Regions from separate parts of the Homo sapiens genome. Here region 2 is linked to region 1. Evidence: chromatin contacts called from ENCODE Hi-C or POLR2A ChIA-PET data. All regions are on one chromosome and are shown on one strand. Each heading gives the region's core, a stretch centred on a gene start or an enhancer-like site at or near the end of the contact. The rest is flanking DNA. Distances are from core to core; before and after follow the strand shown.

Region 1 (4,890 bases), core at 927-3,426:
TGATCTCGGCTCGCTACAACCTCCACCTCCCAGCCGCCTGCCTTGGCCTCCCAAAGTGCCGAGATTGCAGCCTCTGCCCGGCTGCCACCCCGTCTGGGAAGTGAGGAGCGTCTCTGCCTGGCCGCCCATCGTCTGGGACGTGAGGAGCCCCACTGCCTGGCTGCCCAGTCTGGAAAGTGAGGAGCGTCTCTGCCCGGCTGCCATCCCATCTAGGAAGTGAGGAGCGCCTCTGCCCGGCCGCCCATCGTCTGAGATGTGGGGAGCGCCTCTGCCCCGCCGCCCCGTCTGGGATGTGAGGAGCGCCTCTACCCGGCCGCGACCCCGTCCGGGAGGTGAGGAGCGTCTCTTCCCGGCCGCCCCGTCTGAGAAGTGAAGAGACCCTCCGCCTGGCAACCGCCCCGTCTGAGAAGTGAGGAGCCCCTCCGCCCGGCAGCCACCCCGTCTGAGAAGTGAGGAGCCCCTCCGCCCGGCAGCCACCCCGTCTGGGAAGTGAGGAGCGTCTCCGCCCGGCAGCCACCCCGTCCGGGAGGGAGGTGGGGGTCAGCCCCCGCCAGGCCAGCCGCCCCGTCTGGGAGGGAGGTGGTGGGGCCAGCCCCCCGCCCAGCCAGCCGCCCCGTCCGGGAGGGAAGTGGGGGGGTCAGCCCCCGCCTGGCCAGCTGCCCCGCCCGGGAGGTGAGGGGCGCCTCTGCCCAGCCGCCCCTACTGGGAAGTGAGGAGCCCCTCTGCCCGGCCACCACCCTGTCTGGGAGGTGTACCCAACAGCTCATTGAGAACGGGCCATGATGACAATGGCGGTTTTGTGGAATAGAAAGGGGGGAAAGGTGGGGAAAAGATTGAGAAATCGGATGGTTGCCGTGTCTGTGTAGAAAGAGGTAGACATGGGAGACTTTTCATTTTGCTCGGTACTAAGAAAAATTCTTATCCTGTTGATCTGTGACCTTACCCCCAACCCTGTGCTCTCTGAAACATGTGCTGTGTCCACTCAGGGTTAAATGGATTAAGGGCAGTGCAAGATGTGCTTTGTTAAACAGATGCTTGAAGGCAGCATGCTCCTTAAGAGTCATCACCACTCCCTAATCTCAAGTACCCAGGGACACAAACACTGCGGAAGGCCGCAGGATCCTCTGCCTAGGAAAACCAGAGACCTTTGTTCACTTGTTTATCTGCTGACCTTCCCTCCACTATTGTCCTATGACCCTGCCAAATCCCCCTCTGCGAGAAACACCCAAGAATGATCAATAAAAAAAATAAATAAATTAATTAAAAAAAAAAAAAAAAACTTACCTCTGCAATTAGGTCACCTTCATTGATTTTGTCCCCCTCTTTTTTTTCCCAACGGGCTATGGTGCCTGCCTGCATTGTGGGGGAAAGAGAAGGCAATGGAACCTGGAAAAGGAAAAGAAGAAACATTAAAATTTTTAAGGACTACCTAACTCTCAGTCTGGCTTAAGATTTCATTCAATTCAATTTCATGCAAAGTGTATACAGTTCCATTGCACATTGGGAACTAGGGATGCCAAGGGAGTTCCTGTCCATGAGAAGTTAGTAATTTCCAGTGACAGGCTTTCTCCTCCACAGTCCTGTGGGTCTGACAAAGCATGAACCTCGGCAGATATTCTGCATACAGCCCCAGTCTTGAAGCTCTCCTTTCAATGAAATAGATCATGAGAGGGACACTAAGGAGCTACAGCAAAGCCAACTATTGGACAAAGGGCCAAAGCAGATACTGGGAATGGGTGGAGGATCAGTGAGGCCTCTCAAGGAGGATCTTGCAGGCATCCAGTCAGCTCTGAAGGACAACGGGGTCCCGAGAAGGGGGGTCTAGGGCTCACCTTCTGATGCGGGGGAAGACTGTAATAGCGGCGGCCGGGCGACCCCAAAAGCTGCAGCAGTAAGCGGTTCCGCGGCGTGGCCCCAGAACTGGGGGTCCAGCCGCACAGTGCCCGGACCCCGCCATACCCTGTAGTCACGCTGTTGCGACGAGCGGGAGCCGGGCCAGATCGCGAGGTCACTCGTGGAGTTCCGGGTACCTCCTGCAAGGCCGTCCACCGAGCCTCGAGTCCCGCCCATGGGGCTACATTCTGAGCCCGTCGCGCACAGACGCGCCACATAGTGCCACCAACCCCCCACACCCCAAAACCAACGCCGTCTCCGGAGTGACCTCTCCAAGAGCAGCGGCGTTGCCGTCAGCCACACCGCACAGCCGCACGTTGTCGTAAAATGGTTCCCGCAGGTTTACTCCACCCGCTCCCCAGGCCAGAAATGCGCGGCACGCACGCTCTTTCTCTACGGAGCGGGGACGAGGGGCACTACGGGGCAGGAGTGTTCCAGAGGGGCCTGTGCGGGCGCAAGTTTGGGAGAAATAACAGACGGAAAGGGGTGGAAAGTGGTAGGGTTCTAGGGGAGGCATCCGAAAGGGTGAGACGGGGCCTAAGAGATGACAAGGGCACGACCGAGGGGGAGGGGCCTAAAAAGGCGCAGAGACGCGGGTTAATTGCGGCCGAGTGGCCTGAGAGTCTGGGCCGAGGGGCGTGGCCAAGCTTTCTGGAAAAGCTGGAAGTGAGCCCGGGAACTGGCTAGGGCAGTGGGAGCCTCAGGCCAAAGGGCGGGGGTCTTGGAGTGCTGGGGTGGTGAAGGAGCCAGGAATCGCCCGCGAGGGAATCGAGGGGTCCGGCGTGGTGACCTCTGCTTCTGCGCATCCGAAGGGGGATGGACTGGGCCGCGCCCCGCGCAGGCTGTACTGGTTGCAAAGATTTCGTTTCAGGTTTGTAGCCCAAGTGGAAAGTGGAGTGAACAGGTGTTCCACCCAGCCAAGTGGTAACGAAAGGCAGCCCAGAGGAAGATACATTCCCGCATTCATGTATACTGTAGCAAGATTAAGCATATTCCCTGTATGAAGATATAGGTTTACAAAACAGGTGTTGCTCCCTAATACCATAGAATTCTTTTAAGTAACCAAAAGCTTCGTTATGTTTCAAATGTTTGAAAAACTTAACTGTAAGCCGTTGAAGGCATGAAGAGTGTCTGCGTGGTCCTTCCATGTAGCCCCAGAGCTTAATATCCAGTAAATAGCGGGGGCTGAATGTATGTCTTTTGAATCAATGAATAAAAAGTCATCTACACATTTTGTTAGGCACGCTTCTCTTGTAAAGTTGTCTTTTAATTAGAAAACATATCGTTTCTGAACTGAAGGTGACATTAGATAAGGAGGAAGCATGTGCTGTGTATCACCACCTCCCCCCTGTAGAGATGGTTAGAGAACACCAAGAACGCAAGAGGAAGTTGGAGGGAAGAAACTTAAAACAAGATTTTAGCCAGGAGCGGTGGTGCATGCCTGTAGTCCCAGCAATGCTTGAGAGGCTGAGGTGGGGGAATCACTTGAGCCCAAGAGTTTGAGACCAGCCTGGGCAACATAATGAGACTCCCATCTGTTAAAAAAAAAAAAAAATGGGGGCTAATCTTGCTAACAATTAATTTGGAAAACTAAAACAGATTGGATGTACTATTTCATGCCTACTTAAATTGGAATGTTTAAGCAGGTACAGCTGTCTATCAGAATAATATGTAAGCAATATAATTGAGAAATATAAAATTTCTAGATTGAATGAAAAGGCATATTTTAAATAATATGAAGAGAGCAATTATATTGTTACAATTATGTACAACTTATGAATTAACAATTGGAAGAAGCAATGAAAGAATAATTGTAATTACTGAAAGGACTTATTACTATTATTTGGGGATGGAGTCTCACTCTGTCGCCCAGGCTGGAGTGCAGTGGCATGATCCCGGCTCACTGCAACCTCCACCTCCCAGGTTCAAGCGATTCTCCTGCCTCAGCCTCCCGAGTGCTGGGATTACAGGCACGTGCCACCATGCCCAGCTAATTTTGTGTTTTTAGTAGATACGGGGTTTCACCATGTTAGTCATGCTGGTCTCAAACTCCTGACTTCAGGTGATCCACCTGCCTCGGCCTCCCAAAGTGCTGAGATTACAGGCGCGAGCCACCATGCCCGCCCAGGACTTATAAATTATTATAAAAATGTTTTTGAGTTGGCTAAAATATCTTGCTGCTTTTGCTGCATTTGAACTTAATAACTGGATCTAAATTAGACTTTGGTATAAAGTATGAGGTGATCTTCCGGATCTGTTGTGCACTTAGGTATGCTTGCTTAAACCCTGTTTTGCATTTTTCAAAGAATAGCGAGTTTGTGTCTTGAATATACTTTTGACTTAAGTGTAGTTAAATTATAGGAATGCATAGCTCAAACAGTCCAGAGATGGCGAGCTTACCCCAGAGGTGGGCTAGGAATGCTTAGGTTTCTCAAATCAGTCCTGAGAGAACAAGCTTGAATTCCACTAAACAGACTGGATAAAGGAAATTATGGAAAAGGAGACTCAAGACTCAAAGGTTTGAAATAGAGATACTTAAGAGAATGGTGATATCACTGATATTGAGAGAAACAGAAATTAGTTGGTAGTGAAAGATTTTGAGTTATGTACATATTTAATTTTAACATAATGGGATAGCCAATTAATAGTTGAAAATACGTAATTGGAAGTCAAATGAAGGCACTCAGGGATAAAGAATTTAATATAGCAAACATTTAAGATGAATTGATAAGAGGCATTTAAGAGGCAGCTTTCAAATGATCTGGGAATTCTGGTCATTTTAAATACACATTTCTGAAAGAGTTCTTAATGCTTGCATACTGACTTTTGTCATAGAGTTTATACTCTTGGGTTCTTATTTGTTTGCATGTTTACATATAATTTCAAAATAAGTGCTAAATAAATTGTCCTTGATAATAGCCTATGTGCTTACATAGAAATACTAATTGTAAAATATCTGTAGCAATAAAGTAATTCTTATCTCCACTCCACATAGTG
Region 2 (4,890 bases), core at 1,347-3,846, 64 kb after region 1:
GTTTCTTTGCAGCCCAGGACCCTGAGCCTAAAATTTAAGTTCAAGGGCTAATTGTATTAATTTATAATTTGGTTAAAATACAGTTGATTCCTAAGCCCCAAGTACTTCCTTAATGAAACAATGTTGGAAATTACTCACTGGCTGCTTCCTGAACATAAATTAAATCGTCATTATTTTCTCTCTTTGTCAATTTGTGAGAATAAATAACATCGTTTGGAAGACAGTGCTAAGACAACAATCCATCAGCCACTGACAAACTGTAGGAAGTGCAACGATCAGGAGGAGGTGGGAGGAGGAATCTAATATTTATTGAGCACCTATCATGAACTAAACCAATTTTTGGTGTTTGACCCATGTTTTAATTAGTGAAGGTACCTGGGCCAGGGCCTGACATAAAATTGACGCTTACTAAATGTACTAAATGACATTATTTTTGTCATCGTCATCCAATTCAATTCTCAGAAAAACACTAGAGTTAGCATTATCTCCATTTTATGGATGAGGTTCAGAGAGGTTATGTAACTTCTCTAATGTCCCCATAGCTAGGACATAGCAGACATGGTATTAAAACCCAGTAATGTTGTCCATGCATTTACCAAGGGTCTCTTGCTATCCAACTTACTCCACAGAACAGAAATGGCTGCACCTTCTGCCTCACGTGGGCCAGACACCCATCACCAGGGACCAGATGAGATCTGTGATGCTCCAAGGTCTGCTCCCATTGTGCAGTCAGAAGCAGACCAGGCAAAGGGCACCTCTAGAGTGAACCACTCTGGTCTGAGGGAAAGCAGTTAAGCCCAGAAAGAACACTAAGGTGACTGGTGGGATCTGATTACCTGGCTTTTATATAAAACTCCTAACCAATTTCCCTGTATCTATTATCATCCTCAACCCACCCTCCACACATTCCTGCTTAAAATCTGTTACTTGTCTCCAATTATCCTCAAAGATAAAATCCAATTGCCATTTAAGCTCGTCACGTGCTAGCCTTCACCTGTTCTCCAGCTTCACCCCCATTCCCCAAATACCCACCATGCTTCAGCTCATCTGAATTATGTACAGTTCCCCAAATGCACCATGCTTTCCAGCCGCTCCACCTCCTTCTAACTCCTGCCTCTTTTTTTTTCTTGGAGATGGAGTCTTGCTCTGTCGCCCAGGCTGGAGTGCAGTGGCATGATCTCAGCTCATTGCAACCTCCGCCTTCCAGGTTCAAGCAATTCTCTCGTCTCAGCCTCCCAAGTAGCTGGGACTACGGGTGCCTGCCACCACGCCGGGCTAATTTTTGTATTTGTAATAGAGATGGGGTTTCACCATATTGGTCAGGCTGGTCTTGAACTCCTGACCTCAGGTGATCCACCCACCTAGGCCTCCCAAAGTGCTGGGATTACAGATATGAGCCACCGCACCCGGCCAACCTGCCTCTTCTTAAGTCTCAGCTCAAGTATCACTTTTTTCAGAAAGCTTTCCCTGACCTCTCAGATACCACAGACTCTGATCTCCCTGAGGGCTTCCTATGTCACACAATCAGTTCAACAATAATTTGAGGCACTGTACCCAGTTATGAGGCTACAACAAGCCCCAGCTTGCAGGCTGGTAGAAACAAAGCTATGACGGGGTACATAGGGTGCTAACAGAGTATTAGCCCAACCTGAACCCCAAGCTTCAGAGGGTCTCCTGAAGGAGGAAAAGAAGCAAAGAGGACAGTGAGCTCAAAGGAGCTAAGGCCTGAAATATGCTTTATGTGGAGAGTCACAATAGTTCAGAATTATTTGACTCTTAGAGTAGCAGGTGCTCAACAAATATTTGTTTGAATCAGTTAATCATTTGTCACATTTTATCAGGCCAATAACTAAGATGACTGCAAAAGTTAATTGCGGGGGGACAAACAAGAACAAGTATTTTTCTTGAGGTCAAGATAATTTCTACTTAAGTAACCTTAGCTTTTTCTTGCCCGTAGAAGTTGTCTCTGATGCAAAACTGATTAGTACTGTTGAGTACTTTTCATGCACATTACTCACAGTCTGGTCTTCCAACAAAAGAGGATTCCACAGCATAAACAGTAATAGTCACTTTTCAGAACACCTACTTTGTATCAAGAGCTATGCTAGGTTCTTTAAACACATTTTATCTAATGCTAATCTGGCAGGGAGATGTTTTTGTATTTATTTTCCTCATTGAAAACAGAGACACAAAACGGTGAAATAACTTGTTCATGGTTACCCAAACAGTAAATCATGAATATGGAATCCAGATATGACTCCCAAGCCAATGCTCTTTCCACTCTACCACACTGCTGCCTAAATAAATGCACTGCTGAGGCTTAAATGACTTCCCTAAAACTTTCAGGATGTACCTGAGTCAAACCACTCCCTCCACCACATCCAATCCATGAATCTCTTGTGTAATAAACTATACTAAGCGGCTGTCTACTAAAGTGTGCTTCCCAGATCAGTAGCATCGGCAACACCTGGGAGCCTCCTGCAAACTCCTGGGCTCCTCCCCAGCCTACTGAATCAGAGCCTATATCTTAACAAGCTCTCCTGGTGATTCATATGCACATGAAAGCATGAGAAGCACTGACCCAGCCCGCTGTTGCCATACCTGGCTGCACGTCAAGGTCACAAGGGAAGTTTTTCATAAGCAGACGTCATCCTAAATCTACCAGTTGTCTCCAGAGGGTAGGAACTCAGAAAGATTTATCTTCCCAAGCTTTCCCATATGATTCTTGTAAAGCTGATTTGAGTCTTTTCCCAGCGAAACAGTCCAGTTCCCTTAACCAAGGGGTTCCCAGCCCCCTTGGTTAACAACCAGAATCACCTGGAAAGCTTTTCAAAAAATACTAATGTCTAGGCCCACCATAGAGCAGTCAGAATTTCTGAGAGTGGGACCAAGGTATATCAGTATTCCTCAAGTGCTCCTAGTAACATGCAGAGATGTGAGCCAAGGTTAACTATTCCTTACATAAAATAGTTAAAAGTATTACTGTTTTTCTTTTTCTTTTCTTTTTTTTTTTTTTTAAGACAGAGTTTCACTCTTGTCTCCCAGGCTGGAGTGCAGTGGCATGATCTCGGCTCACTGCAACCTCCGCCTCCCGGGTTCAAGCAATTCTCCTGCCTCAGCCTCCCGAGAAGCTGGGATTACAGGCGCCAGCCACCATGCCCACCTAATTTCTGTATTTTTAGTAGAGATGGGGTTTCACCATGTTAGCCAGGCTGGTCTCGAACTCCTGACTTTGTGAACCACCCACCTCGGCCTCCCAAAGTGCTGGGATTACAGGCGTGAGCCACTGCGCCCGGCCAAAATTGTTACTGCTTTTCTAAATCTGAATCCATGACACCTAGAACCTGATGCTCCCTAGACGTAATGAAGACATACAGCTTCTTTATTCAAAATGCTGTATTTCGCCGGGCACAGTGGCTCATGCCTGTAATCCCAGTACTTTGGGAGGCCAAGGTGGGCGGATCACTTGAGGTCAGGAGTTCAATACCAGCCTGGCCAACATGGTGAAACCCTGTCTCTACTAAAAATACAAAAATTAGCCGGGTGTGGTGGTGTACACTTGTAATCCCAGATACTTGGGAGGCTGAGGCAGGAGAATCACTTGAGCCTGGGAGGTGGAGGTTGCAGTGAGTCGAGATTGCGCCAGTGCACTCCAGCCTGGGCGACAGAATGAGACTCCATCTCAAAAACAAACAAAAACAAAATGCTGTATTTCTCTTTCTCCTCTTTCCTTCCTTCTTTGGCCAATAGATCACACTGCTGACTTGCACTAAGAGGTCATTCAAAACCACTAAGTATTATTTTTCATTCTGAAACAATCTTAGACTTAGCAAAAAGGCAGCAAAAATGGTAGAGTTCACCATTACCCAGGTAGCCCAAATTTTTACATCTTACATAAGCACAGTACAATGATCAAAACAGGAAGCTAATGTTATGGGATCCTTGAGTGTCACTTTGCTAGCTGGAAACCTGGCCAGTGGTGCCTTTGCCTGAGTTTTGCTTGGGCCCACTGGGCCCACTCAGTCTGGCAAGCTCGCACTGCCGGCTTGGATCCCGTGCCTGCTAAGGGCAAGTGGAGTGGCAAGGGGTGTGTGATCAAGTGAACATGGGGTCCAGCCACTGTGCACAGCCAGAAACACTGACTGTGGTGGGGTGGGCAGCTCCAGGGACTGGCACAGGTGCTGGCTCCCTGCGATGCTGCAGCTGGACCAGGCATACTGCAAGCAGCTTCCACAGCTGGCACCAGGGAATGTGGTGGCGCCTGGAAGCTTGGAGACTCCAAGAACCACAGAGCCCAAAAGAGGGTGTCACAGCCCTGGCTTGGGGAGCTCCTAGGTCTGGGCTCCCCAAAGGGAGCTCTTCTCTCTGCAGCTCTTCTCTCCTCTGTTCTCTCCTTCTTGTTGCCTGCAACATGGTGAGCAAGGGGCATGTTTCAGACCTGTTGGTGTTACAGCTCTTTCAGCCCCACCATTTGGCAGGTCCCAAGTTCCTGCCCTGCATCCAGGAAGAATGAGGTATGTGGGTAAGTGGAGGGTAAGGTGAAGAGGAGCTTTATTGAGCGATAGAACAGCTCAGAGGAGACGTGCAGTGGGTAGCTCATCTCCACAGCCAGGGTGTCCCGATGAGTGTTCAGCTCTCAGCAGAGTGAAGACCCTGGAGTGGGTAGCTCTTCTCCTTGGCTGGTTTTCCCATCATCTGCTCACCATTCAGCAGGGAGGAGACCCTGGAGTGGGTAGCTCCTCTCCGCAGGCAGGTCGTCCCATCATTTTCCAAGTCTGGTTGAGTCTGGGGTTTTGATGGGCTTCAAAGGGGAGGAAGTGTGTACTGATTGGTTCATGGGTGGCCATGGGTAGGCCTGGAAAAAACACCATAAATTCCCACTCCGGTCTG

Evidence for each region. A loop is a pair of places that touch in the nucleus more often than their neighbours do. ChIA-PET counts read pairs that join two places held with the same protein, here RNA polymerase II (POLR2A). Pooled maps may share reads with other maps.
Region 2: a loop to region 1 is called in a map of DLD1, with 8 times the contacts of the local background. The contact joins the enhancer-like site here to the promoter of DLAT in region 1. A Hi-C loop is called at or near these places in 5 of 168 maps with a recorded cell type or tissue (B cell, Caco-2, DLD1 and 2 more) and 7 of 50 pooled maps. POLR2A ChIA-PET finds 5 or more read pairs at or near these places in 9 of 52 experiments (A673, Caco-2, MCF 10A and 5 more).

Annotation. Positions count from the first base shown.
Region 1 is chr11:112,022,694-112,027,583 of GRCh38, reverse strand. DLAT (dihydrolipoamide S-acetyltransferase) reads right to left here and starts at 2,176. Exons shown (of 14, transcript NM_001931.5): 1 at 1,833-2,176; 2 at 1,285-1,386. The coding sequence starts at 2,111. RefSeq lists enhancers at 2,175-2,374, 3,025-3,214.
Region 2 is chr11:111,958,722-111,963,611 of GRCh38, reverse strand. The region is part of intron 1 of DIXDC1 (DIX domain containing 1); the gene reads right to left. Among named protein-coding and RNA genes, the nearest start is that of DIXDC1, 24 kb to the right of the region's middle. Within about 2 kb of position 2,596, at least 7 of the 41 ENCODE cell types and tissues checked have a DNase peak (open chromatin) inside an H3K27ac peak, as active enhancers do.